2 separate regions of the Homo sapiens genome follow, and region 2 is linked to region 1. A link is an interaction called in ENCODE POLR2A ChIA-PET data of the cell type or tissue named here. Cell type or tissue: OCI-LY7. All regions are shown on one strand. Links, peaks and the distances in the headings refer to the core of each region. The heading gives the core; the rest is flanking DNA. Region 1 overlaps MYRF (myelin regulatory factor). Region 2 overlaps DAGLA (diacylglycerol lipase alpha).

The links. Peaks named below come from ENCODE experiments on the same cell type or tissue, not always from the same donor. Only the 100,000 strongest peaks of a DNase experiment are listed, where the experiment ranks them.
Region 2: POLR2A ChIA-PET joins it to region 1 with 6 read pairs; 2 of 35 experiments call an interaction of 5 or more read pairs at or near these places.

The regions. Positions count from the first base shown.
Region 1 is chr11:61,762,491-61,771,172 of GRCh38, forward strand. It overlaps MYRF (myelin regulatory factor), which reads left to right. Exons shown (of 27, transcript NM_001127392.3): 2 at 3,135-3,222; 3 at 3,468-3,731; 4 at 6,770-6,831; 5 at 7,756-8,035. Among named protein-coding and RNA genes, the nearest start is that of MYRF-AS1, 9.2 kb to the left of the region's middle. RefSeq lists enhancers at 5,612-6,188, 6,189-6,764. In OCI-LY7, for the core only: no CTCF peak of the experiment used is centred there; no DNase peak of the experiment used is centred there.
Region 2 is chr11:61,693,739-61,703,102 of GRCh38, forward strand. All of the region lies in intron 1 of DAGLA (diacylglycerol lipase alpha), which reads left to right. Among named protein-coding and RNA genes, the nearest start is that of DAGLA, 18 kb to the left of the region's middle. RefSeq lists enhancers at 1,040-1,565, 4,201-4,726, 4,727-5,253, 5,780-6,306, 6,307-6,832 and 4 more. In OCI-LY7, for the core only: no CTCF peak of the experiment used is centred there; a DNase peak (open chromatin) is centred at 4,653.

The DNA of each region.
Region 1 (8,682 bases), core at 4,681-8,680:
TGGCAGGTACCCCTGCTTGGGCTCCAGTGATGTTCTGGGGCTCTTTTGGGAGCAGTGGGGAGGGGCGCTCCCGAGAGTGTGCCCATGGGACCCTGCCCCTGTCCTGGGTTCTTGGGGGCTCTATCCCAGCTTCGGCAAGCCCCCACCCTTGTCTTGTCCACCTGGAAAGTCTGTTAGAAATCTCCAGTGTGGTTCACGGGCGGGCTGGGGGCCGAGCGGCGTGGGAAAGAGACGACGCGGCCTCCAGGGCTTCCAGGAGAAGGTGTGGGGTCAGCGTTCCTCAGGAGGCCCTCCGAGCCCCCAACCCTCAAACTTCTTCCCCACCCACTGGCCTCCCCGCAACGCTGCCCCATCAGTTCCCTCCTCCCGCCTCCTTCCTCCATCCTCCGTCCGCCCGGACCCTGGCACGGGAGGGTCCCTCCTCCCCCAAAGCACATCTGGTTCTCGTTAGGGTCTCCCAGGATGCCTCTGCCTGAGGCCCCCTATCCCGAGGGAGGTGGGCAGGAGGATTAGGGGCGATTAGGAGTGCTCCTGGCCAGGAGAGGAGGGGGCTGGGTCTGTTATAAATAGCAACACCATGACTGCATCAGCCCATCATTCACCGTAGATTCCAAGTTCAGGCTCAAAAACTTGCAGCTTCAGCGGCCAGGGTGGGGGCGACGCTCCAGGTGGGGTGGGGAAGGCACAGCAACCGCCAGTCACACTCTCCCTCGTGGAGTCAGACCCCTGCACCTGGTTGGAATCCTCCTTGCCATGTTGCCTTGGGTAAGAGACTTGACCTCTCTGAACAGGGGATGGTGATTATGTTACCTATCTGAACATCCCCACTGTTTAGAGAGGGAAAATGCATAAAGCACTTAGAATCGTCCCTGGCCTGGTAGGCAGTCAGTGTGAGCTGCAGTCACTGTCACCACCACTGTCTTTGTCATCATCGCCATGATGAGTTGAGAAGCACTGGGAGATACTCACTATGAGCCACTGTCAAGTCACTGTCTCTGTCATGGTCAGCATTCTGGGCTGGGAGGATTGAGTAACACACCGCAGGTGAAGAGCCTGCAGGATGCCTTGCGCATAAGAAACTTCTGTGATTAGGCTGGGCGTGGTGGCTCACGCCTGTAATCCCAGCACTTTGGGAGGCTGAGGCGGGCAGATCACCTGAGGTCAGGAGTTCAAGACCAGCCTGGCCAACATGGTGAAACTCTGTCTCTACTAAAAATACAAAAAATTAGCCGTGTGTGGTGGCGGGCGCCTGTAATCTCAGCTACTCGGGAGGCTGAGGTGGGAGAATCGCTGGAACCTGGGAGGTGGAGGTTGCAGTGAACCAAGATTGCACCACTGCACTCCAGCCTGGGAGACCGAGCAAGACTCAGTCTCAAAAAAAAAAGAAATAAAGTAAAGAAACTCCTGTGATTATTAATGTATTTGATTCACAAAATGCCTGGCACACAGTAGGCACTCAGTAAATGGGACCCGTGGTTACAGCAGGGTGGGGCTTGAGCAGAGGCAGGGTCCTGGAACCCAGGCACACAGACTGGCCACGCCCAGCTCGAGAAGCTGCTCTTGCCCCGGCCACACCGCCCTGGACGGCCATTGGTGGTGCGTGGTGGGTGTCCCTTGTTCCTAGCTGGGCGAGCTGGGGGTGGGGGTCAGCAGGAGGGCCCTGGCCTGTCGCAGGCAGCGCGTGACTCCTAGGAGGGCTTAGCCGCTCATTAATCACCTAAGCGGGGCTCAGCATTCTTGAAATGCCGGCTGAGGCCAGGGAGGGGCCTGGGCGGGGGGCTCCCGGGGACCCCAGGGCTCTGGGGCTGGGAAGTGAGGACGGCTGTTCCGACCGATGAGCACCCACTAAAGTGGCTGGCACTTCACACACCTCATCTCGTTTCATACTCAAAACAGCCCCTTGAAGCCATAGCTGTACATGTCCCCATTGCACGAATGAGGAGACTGAGGCGCAGAGAGTGCATGTGACCTGCCCAAGGTCACTCAGCAGGGAGTGGCTGAGCCAGGATTTGTTCCTGGACCTGTCTGAGCTCAACAGGAGAGGGCAGACCCCAGACTCAGGCTCCAGAGGCCTGTGGGAGGGGCCCTCCTGCCTCAGTGGGGCTGGCCAGCCCGGGTCAGCCGTGTGGGTGGGGCTGTCCTCCATTATCGGGGTTGACGCATCTCCCACGTCAGCCCCCTTATCACCCCGCCCTCTGGCTCCCCCTGCAAGGTGACCCTGGGAGGGGAAAGGCCGGCACCTCCCCCGTCCTCCCTCATGATGCCCAAGAGCCCTGGCTGCCTTTCCTCTAGGGGCCCCTCCCCTTGGTGGGGCCGGGGCCAGCGCAGAGGGCCCAGGAGAGGGCGGCAGGCAGAGGAGTGGAGCTCTGGCGGCCATCATTCCCTGCTGGGAGGCCGGGGCAAGCCCTTCCTTCTCTAGGCTTCTGCCTCCTCTGGAAAAAGGGGGCTAAGTTCCCCCGCCTGTGCCCAACAGGGTGATGGGCATATCCAATGAGGGTGCAGGGAGCTCTCCTGATTCTGATCCCCACTCCCGCCTGCGGCCAGGGCCTGGGTGCAGGAGACTCCCACAGCCCTGTGGGCCCCCAGGATATATGGTCCCACTCAGCCAGGCCTCGTGCTCCTGCGTTCCTGGAGCTGGGCCATCTGGACTGACCCCTGGAGGACACGGCAGGACAGTGCCTGTTGGGTCCGAGCCATCCCATCGAGGGCAGTGGGCACCCACGGGGCTCTCGACTCAGTAAGCACCTCATTTGTGCCTCACAGCACCCCATAAGACAGAGGCACAGTGACCCCATTTGACAGATTAGTGGAAAGGACTTGTTCCCTGTCACACAGCTAGAAAGAGGCATGGCAGGATCGGCCTCTCTGTACCCAGATCCATGCCCTGGGCCCCTCTCCTCCTCTGAGACTCAAGGTGGCCTTGTGGTGGGGCGGGGGGGCATTATCAGTGCTTCCTGGAGGGGTGCCAGGCAGTGGAGGGTGAGAGCCGGCCCCCACATGGATACCTGGGTGGGAAGGAGCAGGGGCATCTGTTTTGGAGGGCCAGCCTGGGCAGGGATGGAGGGCTGGGCCCTGAAGCCCAGGGTCTGCAGGGAGCTGGGCCTCTTCCCTAGCCCATCTCTCCTGCCCTGCAGGCCACGACATCAACGGTGCCCTGGAGCCCTCCAACATAGACACCAGCATCCTGGAGGAGTACATCAGCAAGGAGGATGCCTCCGACCTGTGAGTGGCCCCCTCGCCCGGCCTGCACCCGCCCAGCCCCAGCCCTTCGCCTCCCTTCTGTCACCAGGGAGGTCTGAGGGCCGGACCTGGGGTCTGCTGTGGTCCCACCTCTGAAAGCTGCTCCTCGTCCCTTCCCAGCCACTGACTCCTCCGAAATCTCCATAGTTCCCTGCAGGGAGGGGGCGGCTACTTCCCTGCTGGGGCTGGGGTCCTGGCTGGAGCTGAGCCGCCCCCCTTCCCCGCAGCTGCTTCCCTGACATCTCTGCTCCAGCCAGCTCGGCCTCCTACTCCCACGGGCAGCCTGCGATGCCTGGCTCCAGCGGGGTCCACCACCTGAGCCCCCCTGGGGGTGGACCCTCCCCGGGGCGCCATGGTCCCCTCCCACCCCCGGGCTACGGCACCCCGCTGAACTGCAACAACAACAACGGCATGGGCGCTGCCCCCAAGCCCTTCCCGGGGGGCACCGGGCCCCCCATCAAGGCTGAGCCCAAGGCTCCCTATGCCCCAGGGTGAGTAAGGGCAGGGAGTAGGGGGATACAGCGGCATAGGGGCAGGCAGGGAGCAGGGCTGTGGCCGTGACCTGGGAGGTGCTAGACACTGGCCTGGCATGGGATGGGCTGGGTGACTGGCTGTGCGTGGGCAGGTGAGGGAAGGGAGGATGAGTCCAGGTCAAGGGGGGACTCCTGGGCTTTGTTCTGAGGCAGTGGGCAGCCACAAAGCTTCTAAGCATGGGAGTGATGAGGGCTGACGTAAGTGCTAGAAAAATCTCGATGCTGTGTGGAGAGTGGACAGGAAGCGGCGGGACTGGAGGCTGTGACTGTTTACCTTCATGGGAACACCTGCATACCCGTGCACGCGCGCCAAGCCCACCCACTTACGCATCCAGCTGACGTGTACTGTGGCCACAGGAGCTGGCCCATGGCTCAGATGTGGCACCTCAGTTCCCCCCTACCCAAGCAAGCCTCATGGGGCCCAGAACCCAGGCCCTTCCCCCCATCTTTCTGAGGAGTCCACACCAAGGGCCTGACCCAGGGCTGAACCTTAGGCCTGGCTTTGACCAAAGGTTCCAGGCAGCCACCCGGCCAGCCAGACTCCAGGGCAGCTCCCGGGGCACATGCTCACAGCGGGAGGCTGGGAGCATGGGTCTGCAGGGGAGCTCAGGGCAAATGTAGGGGCCCCTGTCTCTGGGTGGAAGAGCATTAAAACACTAGGTGCATGAACTCTGTGTTCAGACAGCCTGGCTCCAACTTCAGCTTCCCCATTTATCAGCCGTCTGCCTCGGTAACCCATGGCCTCAGTTTCTTCTGTGAAGTGAGCCCTCAAATGCTTACCCCTCAAGATTATCGTGGGAAGCAACAAGGGCACAGAGGATGCCCTGGGTGCATGGTGGCCATGGACACATGGCCGGCCGTGCTTCCTGAGCTCCCTGGCTTTTGGGGAGAAGGGAGTGGAGGCCAGGCTTGGGGTGCCAGGGGTGAACCTTTGCTGCAGAAGGCAAACTGTTTGCTTGAGGCTGTGAGGCTGTTCCTAAACTACAGGCCCCTGGGGGCAGAGGGAGGAGAACTAACATTTGGTAAGCGCCTGCTGGTGCCCACTGCTGTATCATGTGCCTATGATTGCGTGAGCTCATCAGCCTTCCTGGGTATCCAGCTCCTGGGAGACCCCACAAGGAGCCCTGGCCACTGCTACCGTCAGGATTTTAATGGCACACTGAGGCTCAGAGAGGGAAAGGGGCTTGTCCAGAGCCACACAGGGACTCTGTGGGCAGGGCCACTCCAGGAAGGGACCCAGGGCCAGACCTGAGTCTAGGTGATAAACAAGACAGACATGAGGCTGGGTGTGGTGGCACACACCTGTAATCCCAGCACTTTGGAAGGCCAAGGTAGGCATATTGCTTGAGCCCAGGAGTTCAAGACCAGTCTGCAACATGATGAAACCCCATCTCTACAAAAAATACAAAAATTAGCTGGGTGTGGTGGCGTGTGCCTATAGTCCCAGCTACTCGAGAGGCTGAGGTGAGAGAATAGTTTGAGCCAGGGAGGTCGAGGCTACAGTGAGCTGTGATCATGCCACTGCTAGGGACAGAGTAAGACCCTGTCTCAAAAAAAAAAAAAAAAAAAAAAGGCCAGGTGCGGTGGCTCATGCCTGTAATCCCAGCACTTTGGCAGGCTGAAGTGGGCAGATCACTTGAGGCCTGGAGTTTGAGACCGGCCTGGGCAATATGGTGAAACCCTGTCTGTACTAAAAATACAAAAATTAGTTGGGTGTGGTGGCGCATGCCTGTAATCCCAGCTACTTGGGAGGCTGAGGCACAAGAATCGTTTGAACCTGGGAGGTGGAGGTTACAGTGAGTGGTGATTGTGCCACTGGACTCCAGCCTGGGTGACAGAGCGAGACTCTGTCTCAAAAAAAAAAAAAAAAGAAAGAAAAGAAAAAAAACAGACACACGGCTCTGCAGTGGCTCCTGAAGCCTAACTGGGGAGAGGTATTCACCAGTACATCTCCAAGTAGAGGAATAATCAGGTGCCAGAGGAACTTAAGAGGAGAGAACACAAGGTGCTGTGGACTTGGGGCATGGGACTGCAGGGACTGCAGGGTGTGAAAGACCTTAACACATTACAGAAGGCCTGGCCATTGTCAGGGAAGTACAGGACGGAGTGGCAGCCCAGGGGGCCTGAGGCTGTGGCGAGGAGTATGGGTTTGAGTCCCCATACACGTTTTTGTATCATTCACACAAAACCTGCAGGGTCTGTGTTCTTGAATCGTTGTATAGGTTTCTACATGAGGCCCCGAAGGTGGGTGGGTGGCTGGCACAGGGATGCAGGGGGACTCTGGAGCCAGCCCCAGGGCTGTGTCCACAACAGGGCCATGGCCTCTCTGGCAGTTCCCTGGGCATGGGAATGGGGAGTTGCTCCAGATGTGGGGACCAGGGATGGCCAAAGAGCTGGATCCCATATGGCCACAGCCTTCCACTTGCTGGGTGAGCACAGGGTTCACGCAGGACGTGTTGACCTCTTGGGTTGAGTTTGTTCTTTTTCCTGAACACTGATAAAAGTGAAACCTGCAAGAAAAAAATAAACCCAGGCCCGGTGGTGCTGGCTCCCTTCCCAGTCCACACCTGCCTCTGGTGGGGCAGCCCCCCATGACCTGCTGAATGCCCTGAGGCCCAGCCCCCTAGGGCCCTGTGTTTCCAGGAAGCTGTGGGGCTTCAGTGGGTGCAGGAAGAGAGAAGAAGTCCTGGCCTTCGGTCTGGGGCGGGAGTCTTTGAGTCCCTGTGCCATCATCAAGGACACTAGTAACTGCCCCCCAAGTGCCCTGTAGGTCTGAGGGGATCCTGGGCGGTCCCCTACCCACAATTCGGCCCCAGGCCCTGCCAGGCACCCCAATGTGGGTGGTGCGGAGAAATGCCCCTAAGGGTGGATGTGACGAAACCTCAGTGTCGCCAGCTTCTGGGGGGCTGTGGGACCCTACCACGCAGAGAAGCTGCCCAGCTGGAAGGCAGAAGCTCAGCTGCTCACCCCCCGGCCCCTTCCCCTGGCTCTCGCAGCACACTGCCGGACTCTCCCCCAGACTCGGGCTCCGAGGCCTACTCCCCCCAGCAGGTGAATGGTGAGTCCAGCGGGCACCGCCCTCCTGCTCCAGGGTTTGGGCAAGTAGTTGGGGCGGCCTTATCAGGGAGGTAGGGGAGGAGGGAGGGGGCCAGCGGCTGCCCAACGGGCTGAGATTATCGCTGGTCAAATACTCCCTGGCGCTTGGCTATTGTTTCCCCACGGGCGGGTGGGGAGCCTGGCCCTGCCTCTGAGCAAGTATCCCCGCGGTGATGCCACCCGCCTGCCCGCCTGCGCCATCATGGACGCACCCTTCGGCGGTAAGTGGGTGGCTGGGGAAGGCCGTGGGTGCAGCCTGGGTGCAGGCTTCCCAGGCCGGGCCCACCTCACCTTAGAGGGTGCTCAGGGGTGCCCTGGCCCCCAGGTGGCCAAGAGCAGAACCACCGCGGGAGCAGGCTCCCCGCAGTCCGGATTGGGGTCAAGAGTTCTGTTTATCTTACCAAAAACATCCCTGGAATGCCTCCTGGGGAACAAAGGGAGCTGGGGCCTCCCCGCTCAGGCTGGGGGGCTGGCCCCTGAGAGCCCAGAAGAGGGACTGCCTGCCGGAGAGGGGAACACTGGGCAGGCCTGGGCTGGGGGTCTCCGGAGACGCCTTCCTGAGGCCCAGAGGAGGAGCAGGCCTCAGAGGAGATGGGGACGGAGGGGGACCTTTAGATTTGGGTTGGATTCTCCTGGTCCAGCCTGGGGGCAGGAGGTGGCTAGGATGAGGTGAAAGGCTGCCCCTCCTTGGGCAGGTTTGTGCCTCCCTGCCCAGGCCTCTAGTAGGTGGCTGACCAACGGCCCTCCCACCTAGGGTAGGTGGGGGGCAGCCCCCGGGCTTGGCTCAGGACGGGGTGGAAGCAGGAGACTCTGCCTTGGGGAGGACAGTGCCCAGGAGCCTGAGTGAGGTTGGTCTCAGATGCCCGCTCCCCCATCTCTCCTGCAGAGCCCCACCTCCTGCGCACGATAACCCCTGAGACACTGTGCCACGTGGGAGTGCCCTCCCGCCTGGAGCATCCGCCCCCACCTCCAGCCCACTTGCCAGGCCCCCCGCCACCCCCACCACCCCCACCTCACTACCCTGTCCTGCAGCGGGATCTGTACATGAAGGCCGAGCCCCCGATCCCCCACTACGCTGCCATGGGGCAGGGGCTGGTGCCCACTGATCTTCACCACACCCAGCAGTCCCAGATGCTGCACCAGCTCCTGCAGCAGCACGGAGCTGAGTAAGACGTGGGTGGCTGGCTCCATGGGGTGGGAAGGTGGGGTACAGGGACCAGGGTGGGCAGGGCGGCGGGCAGGCCAGAGAGGGAGGTAGGGACCGGGATGCACCCAGGGAGGGCAGAAGGCTCTGCAGGGCAGATGGGGGTAACATATTTATACATGTTTACCCAGCAATACCTTGAGGGGTTTACAGCCATGGCTAATTGCTCACAACTACCTTATCTGGTGGGCACAGGTAGGTAAACTGAGGCTCTGATGGGGGAAATGTCCCGTCCAGATCATGAGCCAGGGGCAGAGCCAGGACTGGGCCCGGGGCTGTGCTCTTACCCAGACCCCAGTGATTTTGCAGCTGTCTCATGGAACCCTCAGGTTTCTGAGGAGTCTTCTTCCTAGACCCAAGCCCCCGACTCTGACTCAACCTGCACGATTGTCTTTTCATCTGTTTTACATGTGGAGATTCCATGAAAGGTTTAGTTCAAAGGAAGGTTCTGCTGTCAAAACATTTTGTAAACCAGAAGGGGAAGGAGTGCCGTGCGGAAGCTCCCCTTCCCTGGTTTTTGTGGCCCAGGCCCTCTGTGGCTTGTTTCTGATCACAGGGCCTGCTCTCCATAGAGCCCCCACTATAAAGGGTGACCTTGAGTGTGACACT
Region 2 (9,364 bases), core at 3,024-7,023, 70 kb before region 1:
CAGCCAGGGGCAGCCCAGACTCCCCCACTGGGGTGACTTTCACCATCGCCTCCCTCACCTCCAGGGTATGGCTGATGATCCCCAGGGCTTCACACCGCTTCTCCCGCTTTCTTACTTCCTCTCTGCTTTGAGTCTTCCCTGATGATGCCCAGCACTCCTCCCATTTTACATAAGAGGAGAGGGTGGGGAGGGGACAGCTGAGAGGTGGGAAGCCCCCAGCTTGCAAACCTCTGAGGCCAAGTTTAGTTTGGCATCACCTAGGTGACTAAATCTAAATTCCAGAGTCTAGGCACATAGGATATGCTCGGAGAGTAATGGCTGCATGAATGAGGCTGGGAAGGCAGCCAAGGATGGGGCAGAGGCCCAAAGCTGTGTGACCTTGGCACGTCAGCATTCCTCTATGAGCTTAGGGTACTCATCTGTAGGATTCGGGGAATCAGGGAGGCGTGGCATCTGAGTTCCCTGGGCCTCTCCAGCTCTGAACTTCTGGGGACTGTCACATGTCTTCAGTCCTGCTTCCTTGCCTGTTTTTTTCTAAGCAATTTTTGCTGCCCAAGAAGACCTCACCTGTGTGTTCCAGCTACCCAGTGAGTTTGCGCGTAAATGGCTGCTCAGGGCAGGGCTCTCCAGTCAAGGGCTTGAGCAAGGCCACTGCTGTCCCCACAGCCAGGCTTCCATGCTGTGGCAGGAGGAAGGGAGACCAATGCTGGGACATGAGAGCGATCCACCACCCATAGCAGAGGGCCGGGGTGCCTGGGTGTGCTTGGACCTGACATTGGCCTCACGTGCACCCTTTGTGCCTCTGCGCCGGCTGCCTGTCAGTTGTCAGGTGTCTGCCTTTCATCCTTTCCTGGCCAAAGCTGCCTTTATTCAAGTGCCCCCTGCCAGGCTTTGTGTCTGATACCCCATTTCCGGCAGCCCTGAATCTGTGGCCCTTTGAGCTGCTGTTTTCCATCGAGTGGCTCCGTGGGGAGGAAGGGTGGGAGAAATCCATTCAAGTCATTTGTTTTAAAGACATTGAAGTAAACCCATGGGATTCATGCGGTCACATGTTTTCAGTCTTCTTTCAAAGTAATAGTTGGGTTTCTGGATCGCTCGCATTACCCACTTCCCTGCCTGGGAAGAGCGAGAGGCCTGGTCTTCAGGAAGAACCATGGAGAGGGGAAGCCTGGAAGATAAAAGCTGGGGGCCTGGCAAAACCCAAACATGTGCACGTCTCCCCGCCAGTGGAGGGGCTCTGCCTGGGGAGCACCAAGCACCTGTGTTCTGGTGATTCCAGGAAGCAGCCCCACGGGCCCTCTCTGTGTACTCGCAAGCGTGTTTTTCCTAGCCCAGGGAGCCTGCAGAAACTACCTTTGCCAGCAACTGAGAGGCAGGGTTGGGAGCTAAAGTGGTGCCCAGCCTCCCTGCTGGCTGGAATCTGGCCCTGCACAAGGTGCATCTGCCCACAGGCTCTGGGGAACCGGGTGGGAGGAGGGGCAAGAGGAGGGGAGCCAGCTTTGCTTTCCCCGCTCTTTCTGTTCAACCATCAGGCACCTCTAGGAAGCTTTCTCTGTCTGCCTGGGGCTGAGCAGTGGTCCAGGCATCAGTGTCGGAGCTCTGTGCTCACTGACCCGCCCCGGTTTCCTTGTTATTCTGCACTGTGAGCTACTTGAGGATAGGGCTTGGCATCCTCGAGTTCATGTCCCCAGAAGCTCCTGCCTAAGGGCCTGCTGAGTCCAACCCACTCCCACTTCCCAGCGGGGAGGAGCAGTGGGAGCTTCTTGTCTGGGAGCTTTCAGGTCCTAGGTCCACTCTCTGGCCCTGGTCTGAGCCTCCCACCCCGCTCCAGCCAACTGGTCTGGCGAGTTTGTGGGGACCTGGCCACAGGCGCTTCTCCAGGGACAGAATGTCCTGCTGTAAGGAGGCTTTGTGCCTGGCTTTCTGTTCTTCTTGGCTCCTCTTTGCTCCTCCTCTCTCTCTTTCATCCCAGGGAGGGTACTGACTTCTGGCTTAAGTCTGCTCTCTATCTTGCCTTTTTGGGGTCCAGGACAGCATATAGTGGGGGTGCTGGGCTCAGGCAGAGCAGTGGCCTTGCCTGGAAGGAGGGCAGGGGCAGGGCCCTTCAGGAATGAGGTAGGGTGTGCATCCCTGCGTGCCCCGGTGAGACCCTGGAAAGCCAGATACCCAGAGTGTGGATGACAGGCTCCGGGCCAGAGCCCAGGGGCTGTGGTGACCGTTCTCCCACCTCCTTCCCCGCTGATGTTCAAGGGTGAGGGACCAGAGGCCCAAAGACGGCAGCCTGCGGAGGCCTCGCTCCAGGACTCCGCCCCCACTGAGACTCCTCCCTGTCCCCACCACCAGGCTTGCTCTCAGGGAGCAGGAAATGAGAGTGGGGGAGCCTGGGTGTTCCTCTCACCCTCTGCGGGAGGGGCTGGGCACCCCGTTCCGTAGGTGTCAGCGGAACCGTCACCAGCGGTGGGCGCCAGTGCCGGGATTTCCCTGGCTGACTCACCCTCGGCCTGGCTGTGCCTCAGCCTAGGCATGAGTTCTCTGTGAAGGTGTCTGGATAGTGACAGCGATTCCCATGGAGTCCTGGGAGCGGGAGAGTGGGGGTGGAGGTGCCCACTACCCTGGCTGCCTGCCTTCCACTCCCAGTGGACCTGACGCCCAGCCGTCCGTCCGTCAAGGACACCACCCCCACTTCCCAGCGGGGAGGAGCAGTGGGGCCGGGGCGCTCCCTGAAAGATCCCTCCAGGGGCCACATGCCTCCCCTCCCCTTCCCCTGTGGGAGAGGCAGGAGAATAGGGAAGCCATTGATTCCCTCCATCCCTCCCAGAGTAAGAGGCATTTCACAGACTGGGCGACCCGGGGTTGGGGGTGGGGTGGGGTGGGGTGGGGAGCTGTGAGAGGCAGGAAGTGGGGTCAGCACCCGGATCCAAAGACCCCTTGGAGAAAAGGGGAAAACTGTAGTCCCTTCCCCTAGCAAGGTTTGCGTGAAGCACATCTTTGGGCCATCCCAGCCTCCTTGGCAGCGAGCAGGCAGCGGCAGGCACTGTCAGTGGGGTGGAGGTGTTGCAATTACCGTGTGTAGGGGGCTGGGGGAGGACTGAGCAGACAGAAATGTGGAGTGTGCGGCTTGTGAGCTGGCCTGTGGGGGCAGTGGCAGCAGAGCTGCGTGGGGTGGGATGGGAGGTGTGGATCTGGGTGGTTTGCCCCAAGATCCTCACCTTCCTATCGCCAAGGGGAGGGAGGTCACCCATGACCTCCCTGGGATGGCATAGCAGGGGATGGTAGCCTCTGGGGACTGGCCTGCCAGGGCTGAGGGCACAGGGCGACATTCAGGACCCTGGCATGGTTCGGTCTTGGCAGGCAGACTTCTCAGCCCCCTACCTGCTCACCTGGCCAGTGAGAAATGAAGCGGTTTCTGTGCCCCAGTGCCATGGACAGCTCCAGTGACTCTGATGAGGCTGTTGGCTGTGCAAATTCCTTTGTGGGTAGCCCCAGGGTAAGGTGGCCCTGGAAAGGAATGTGGTTGGTAGGCCCAACCCTACCCAGCCTCCTGAGCTTGGCCCGCTGCTGTGGTCAGGAGCATAGAAGCCGGGCCAGGGCGAGGGAAGGCCTGGCCTAAACTGAGATGGGCCCTCCAGGCAAGGCCAGCATTACCTCAGTCCTCGGAAATGCATCGCTCTGCTTGGGGGAATGGCCACACGTGGCTGAGCCCCAGGTGGTGCCAAGGACAGGAGGACAGCAGCCATTCCTGCGCAGGAGCACACCAAGGCCCCAGGAGCCTGGGCTGTGGGGCAGGGTTCCAGGTTCTGCTCCCAGCCTGCTGCTGACCTCGATGTGGCCTGGGGCAGCTGTCTACATCCTTCCTCACCTTCCTCCCTCAAATGAGCATTTGTGACTCAGTGGCTCAGAGGTTCCTTCCCACTCAGATATTCTCCTGTTTTTTTTTATTTTTATTATTTTTTTATTTTTTAGACAGGGTCTTGCTCTGTCACCCAGCCTGGAGTGCCGTGGTACAATCATAGCTCAGTGCACTCACTGCAGCCTCGAATTCCTGGGCTCAAGTGATCCTCCCATCTCAGCCTCCCAAGCAGCTGGGACTACAGGCATGCCCTGCCATGCCCAGCTAATTTCCTCCTGTGATGGCCCTGGGTAGCCAGGTGTCTCTGCAGTGAGGAGCAGTGCCAGGGCCCTTTCTTGGACCCTCCATTTCCTCCTCCCCTGGGAGTCATGGGGCAAAGTGAGATAATGACTGGAAGTTCCCAGTACCAGGTCTTCTGGCAGCTAGTTGGGCTCTCAGTGAGCAATGGCTGGTACTACTGCCCTTATCACCCTTATGTTTACATTATCATCAGCCTTATTGTGGAGTTGCCTTCTCAGAGCCTGTTGGGGGCTCCCTGGAAAAGGCAGTGTGACTCTTGTCCTGGGCTGGCATCCTGGCCCCCAGTCTGCTCAAGAATCAGAAGGTCAGACTGGGCCAGCCAGAGGGTCAGGGCAGGCAGGCAGGGTCCCTGACATCTCTCCTGTGGTGCCTCTGCAGCTTGGCTGAGCTGCAGGCTCCCATCTGCAGAGGGGCGGCCCAGCTCTCTGCAAGTTGGCTGGGAGACCTCAGAATGAGGAGCGCATGTTCTCCAAACATCTTGCTCACAGCAGATGGCAGCCACAACTGCCTTTCTCTCTGCAGTTCCGGTGCACTTCCCTTTCCTTTGCTCACCCCCCTGCTAACTTTGGTTTCTGCTTTTGGAGATGGGGAGGCAGCCTGCAAGCCTCCAGAGCCACTTCTGATAGTGGGTGAAGCTTGGTGCACGTAGCACGGACAGTTTCCAAAGGAAAGGAAACCTCGTACCCCACCTGCTTCCCTGGGGAAGCTCACTCTTACCCTGCTTCCCACATGCCATCTCTGAGTCTCTTTGGCCAAATGTGCCGGCAGCATGATCTGAGAGGAGCAAGGGAGCTGGCCCGGGGGCCTTGTCTGACATTTCTTGAGCAGCTGCTAGGCACCAGGCGTGGTGCTGGGTGCCAAGGACACAGAGATGCAGAGTGTAGCCCTGCCCTCCTGGAGCTCCCAGCCCAGTGGGGAGCCCGGAATGGAGGGGGCACTGATTAGGTCTGCCCTTGGGGGTTGGCGGGCCCTGGCAGCTTCACAGAGGAGGTTGTGTTTAGGCTGAGCTTTGGAACACTGAGGAGTTCCCAGGGGAGCAGGATTGGAAAAGGCCTTTTGGGCAAAGAGAACAGACTGTGCAAGGGCACAGAGGCATGCAGACCGCCTGCAGAGCACGCTCAACTGTGGTGCACAGCAGAGCAGAGAAAGCAGGACATGCTATGCACCCTCAGAAAGACAGGGCCTCCTCTGGCTGCGTATGGGTGGGGGCCAGCCTGAAGCTGAAGCCCTGGATGGGAGCCATTGGGGGAACAGGCCTTTCTCAGTTGGGGGGAATTCTGCCCTGAGTTTGGGGCCAGTAGACGCAGCAGCCCCTGCTGGTAGAATAGAACTGGACCATCCTTCCCTCCTGGCTGGCCCTGCAGCCACAGGCCAGAAGTCTGGTGTTGGCCTTACTGCCCTGGAGCTAAGGCCAGGGGGTCACAGATCAGCCAGGTGAGCATGCCCTGGGAGAGTGTGTGGGCCAGACCTCCATGGCACTGCCTCTCCTACTGCGACCTGCCCTGGCTCCACCCCACACCCACAGGTGGCACTAAGCTGAGCACCCACATATCCAGACCCTCTTCTGTGCCAAATCCTTTCTCAGTGGTCCCACATGGGCCTCATCCCATTTAACCTTCACAAAGGCCATGTGCGGTGGGCATCCCTGGCCCTGAGGTCCTTTGACTTGCTCCAAGTCACCCAGCCAAGGCATGGCCCAGCAGAGACTCCAGGCCTAGGTCCGCCTCACCCTTTGCAGACTCATGCCTTGCCTGTTCTTCCCTGCGCTGCTTCTGTCACCTCACAGTCAGGCCCCTCCGGGGAGTACAGTGGAGGGAAGGCCAAAGCATTCATCCTGGAAGACCCTCCAAATACTGTAGGCAGAGTGCTGGGGACACCAATGGCAGCTGTGGGCAGGGCCACCCGAATGCCACCCCATAGGGCAGCGGGCCCACAGCATGGAGGCCCTCCGTGTTTGCTTTTCCCAGCCCTGCATTAGCTGTGCTGCTCACACCTGGCTGACTGTTTGCCCAAGGATTTCTCCCCTGGAAGGAGGGTGGGGCTGGGGAGGGTGGCAGGCAGGTGGCCGGCTGCCTCTGGGCACTCCGTTTTTCTGCAGACCCACACTGCCTGCGAATGCCACACCACCCTGCATCCCCAAGGCTGCCCCAGCAGTGCCCGGCCTCGCCCGCGCAGAGCATGTGACTTGGCAGTGCCTGGGCCTGGCATGCCTGGCGTGCCAGGGCAGCGGCAGCAGCAGCCGGACTGTCAGTAAGGAGCTGGAGAGGCCCCCAGAGCCCTCCTGTTGGGGCACTGGTCCTGGGTTGTGGGGGTGACGGGATGCATCAGTGAGACTTTTGTATGGCAGGAGGCAGAGGAGCACATAACTGAATCTGGGAGTATTTATGGACACGTCTGCGCCTTCCTTTTCTGCAGCAGCCTGTCTGCAGGCCCTCCTGCAAGGAGAGCCTGTCTTGATTCAACCAGTCCCTGCCCTGACCTTCTCTTCACCCTCTTTCTGATGAGTCAGCCCCAGGAACTTGAACTTGGACTTCTCCAGCCTCTGGGCCAGCCCTGGAGGCGGAAGCCCTGGACCTGCCTCCCCAACACCTGCCCTCCTGAGGGTGTGGCCTGCAAGCGTCCTTTTCTGTCAGATTCAGCTCATGGCCAGTGACTCCTTGAGCCTGTGATCGTGGTCCTCAGGCCAAGGGGAACAGATTAGATAATTAGCTGCTGATGGATCTGGCATCCTAGGGAAGAGGGAGCCCTTTCTCTCCCACAGCTGGGACCCCAAAGAGAGGCTTGCATTAGCCAGGCAAGGAGCCGGGTGCCTCCCTCCCTGCAGTCCTGCACAGCCCCTTCCTTCTCTTGCTGCTGTGGGTATCTGCCTAAGGAGAGCTGGCCCAGCATACCCACCTGGGACACACCCAGAGAGTGCCAGCCTGAACGGCACTGCCAATAGCCCGATCCTCAGGCCTTTCACCCTGCACCTCCCTGCTCCTCCAGCAACGAGACCCCCTGCATGTCACTCACATGTGGCCCCGGGCCAGGCACTTGGCCACCTCACAGTGAGCGATGCTGGGAGGCTGGTGTTCTTGCAATCCCACTGACAGGTGAGGAAATCTGATTTGTGTCATGCTTTCTCCAGCATCGCTCAGATGTTGTTCATCCCCTTTTTCCCGGAACCGGGGCCCAAAGAGGTTGTGACTTGCCCACACCTCTTGAATGGCCAGGCCCCATGTCCAGCCTGGATTCTCTGACACCAAGCCCCATGTGTTTTCCACTGTGCCCTGCAGTAAACAGAAGTGCTAATAAAGAAGCGTGCTAATACATAATTAATCCCACCTCCATCCCTTGGGCCTTTTCTCTCTCAGACGCCCTGAGCACCGCCCAGACGTGATCTCATGTGTCCTACCAAGGCCCCAGAAGAGCAGAGAGGAGGCTGGGCTCTGAGGGGCCATGGGGACTAGGAGCCAGCCTCTCCGCTGCCAGGCCCAGCCCTACTGCATGCCTGCTGCCCGCCTCTCCCTCTGCTCTAGGTAGGGAAGCTGCCGAGGCTCGGGCATGTCTCAGGCACCTGCTGTCTTCCTCTGGTCTCGTGGATTGTACGAACCTGGAGGAGGAAAGCAGCCGGGATTCGATGAGCCCCCATGTGGTGGGGATGTGTGCGCGCAGGGGCCCAAGGCTCTGCTTAAAGGGAAGGAGTATTGCTGAGGCTTGTTCTAGTGCCTTCCTCTAAGGAACCCTCAGTATATCTTGTTTGTTCTCACATTCGAGGGAAGTTGGCAAAGGGCAGTTCTGTGTCACAGGGAAGGGGGTGGATGAGGACCCCGAAAACCTGCCCTTTACCGAGTCTCACCCCCGAGCCTGCTGAGGTCACACAGCGGCAGTCAGTGGGGGGTTAGGTTTTCTTGTTTTGTTTTTAGAGACAGGGTTTTGCTCTGTCACCCAGGCTTCAATGTAGTTTTGCAATCACAGCTCACAGCAGCCTGGAACTCCCCAGCTCAAGTGATCCTCCTGCTTCAGCCTCCTGAGTAGCTAGGACTACAGGCATGTGCCACCATGCCCAGATAAATTTTTTTTTTTTTAATAAAGACAGGTTCCCCGTATGTTGCCCAAACTATTCTCAAACTCCTGGCCTCAAGTAATTCTCCTGCGTCAGCTGCCTGAGTAGCTGGGACTATAAGCATGCACCACCACATCTGGCTAAATTAAAAAAAATTTTTTTTGTAAAAATGGGTTCTTACTAGTTTCGAACTCCTGGCCTCAGTGATCCTCCAGCCTCGGCCTCCCAAAGCATTGGGATTACAGGTGTGAGCCCCCACAGCTAGCCCATGTTAGGTTCTCTCTCTCTTTCTCTCTCTCTCTGTCTTTAACTCTGATAATTACAAGCTGAACATGTTAGGTTTCGAACTTAGTTCTGACAGATTTCAAAAGTGGGGATCATCAAAGCACTGGGCCATGGTGTGCAAATTCCTGGCCTCTCTACCTCCAGGACAATGTTGGGGCCCAGAAGAAAGTGGGTGAGAAAGATGATAGCACCTTAAGGCTCCGAGTCTTCTGTGGGATTATATTCCTGAGCCAGAGGCTGCAGACCCTTATAAACTGAGCATTGGGGGATGGGGGTAAAAGTGGATCCTAGGGAAATTAGAGATCATCTGGTCAACCCCCTCATCCTCCAGATGAAGACACTGAGTCTCTTAGAAGAGAAGTCATTTCCCCAGGTCCTTCCCCTTCTCACTTATAGCCAGGCCATGGCTGAGGTGCCCTCTGGGCCCCCGGTTGGGAGAGGGCTTCAGTCTCCTGGCTGCATCCTGAGAACGTAGCTTTCTGTGCTCTTTCCTGGAGGTGCGCCCTCCCTCCCACAGGATGCTGTACAGAGGTGGACGCAAGTCACACGGCCCCAGATGCATAGGGAGGTAGAGGGAAGCCAGGCTTGTCAATGCTAGGGAGCCCTCCAGTAGCAGGACCACTCACTGCATTACCACAGGCAAATCACCCACAGCCCCTTCCTGCCACAGTTGCCTCATCAGTAAAATGAAGATGCCACATTTCCTCCCTGCCTCGCCCACAGCGTGGTCGTTGGTAGCCAGTGAAGTTGCATATGTGGGCAGTTCAGGATAGGGCTTTGGATCCCAGGCATGGCCAGCAGATGGTGTGGAAAGAGGCCAGGGCTGGGAGTCAGGAGCCCTGGGTTCTGGGTGCAGCTCTGCTGTGGCTCCTACGTTCTCCTGT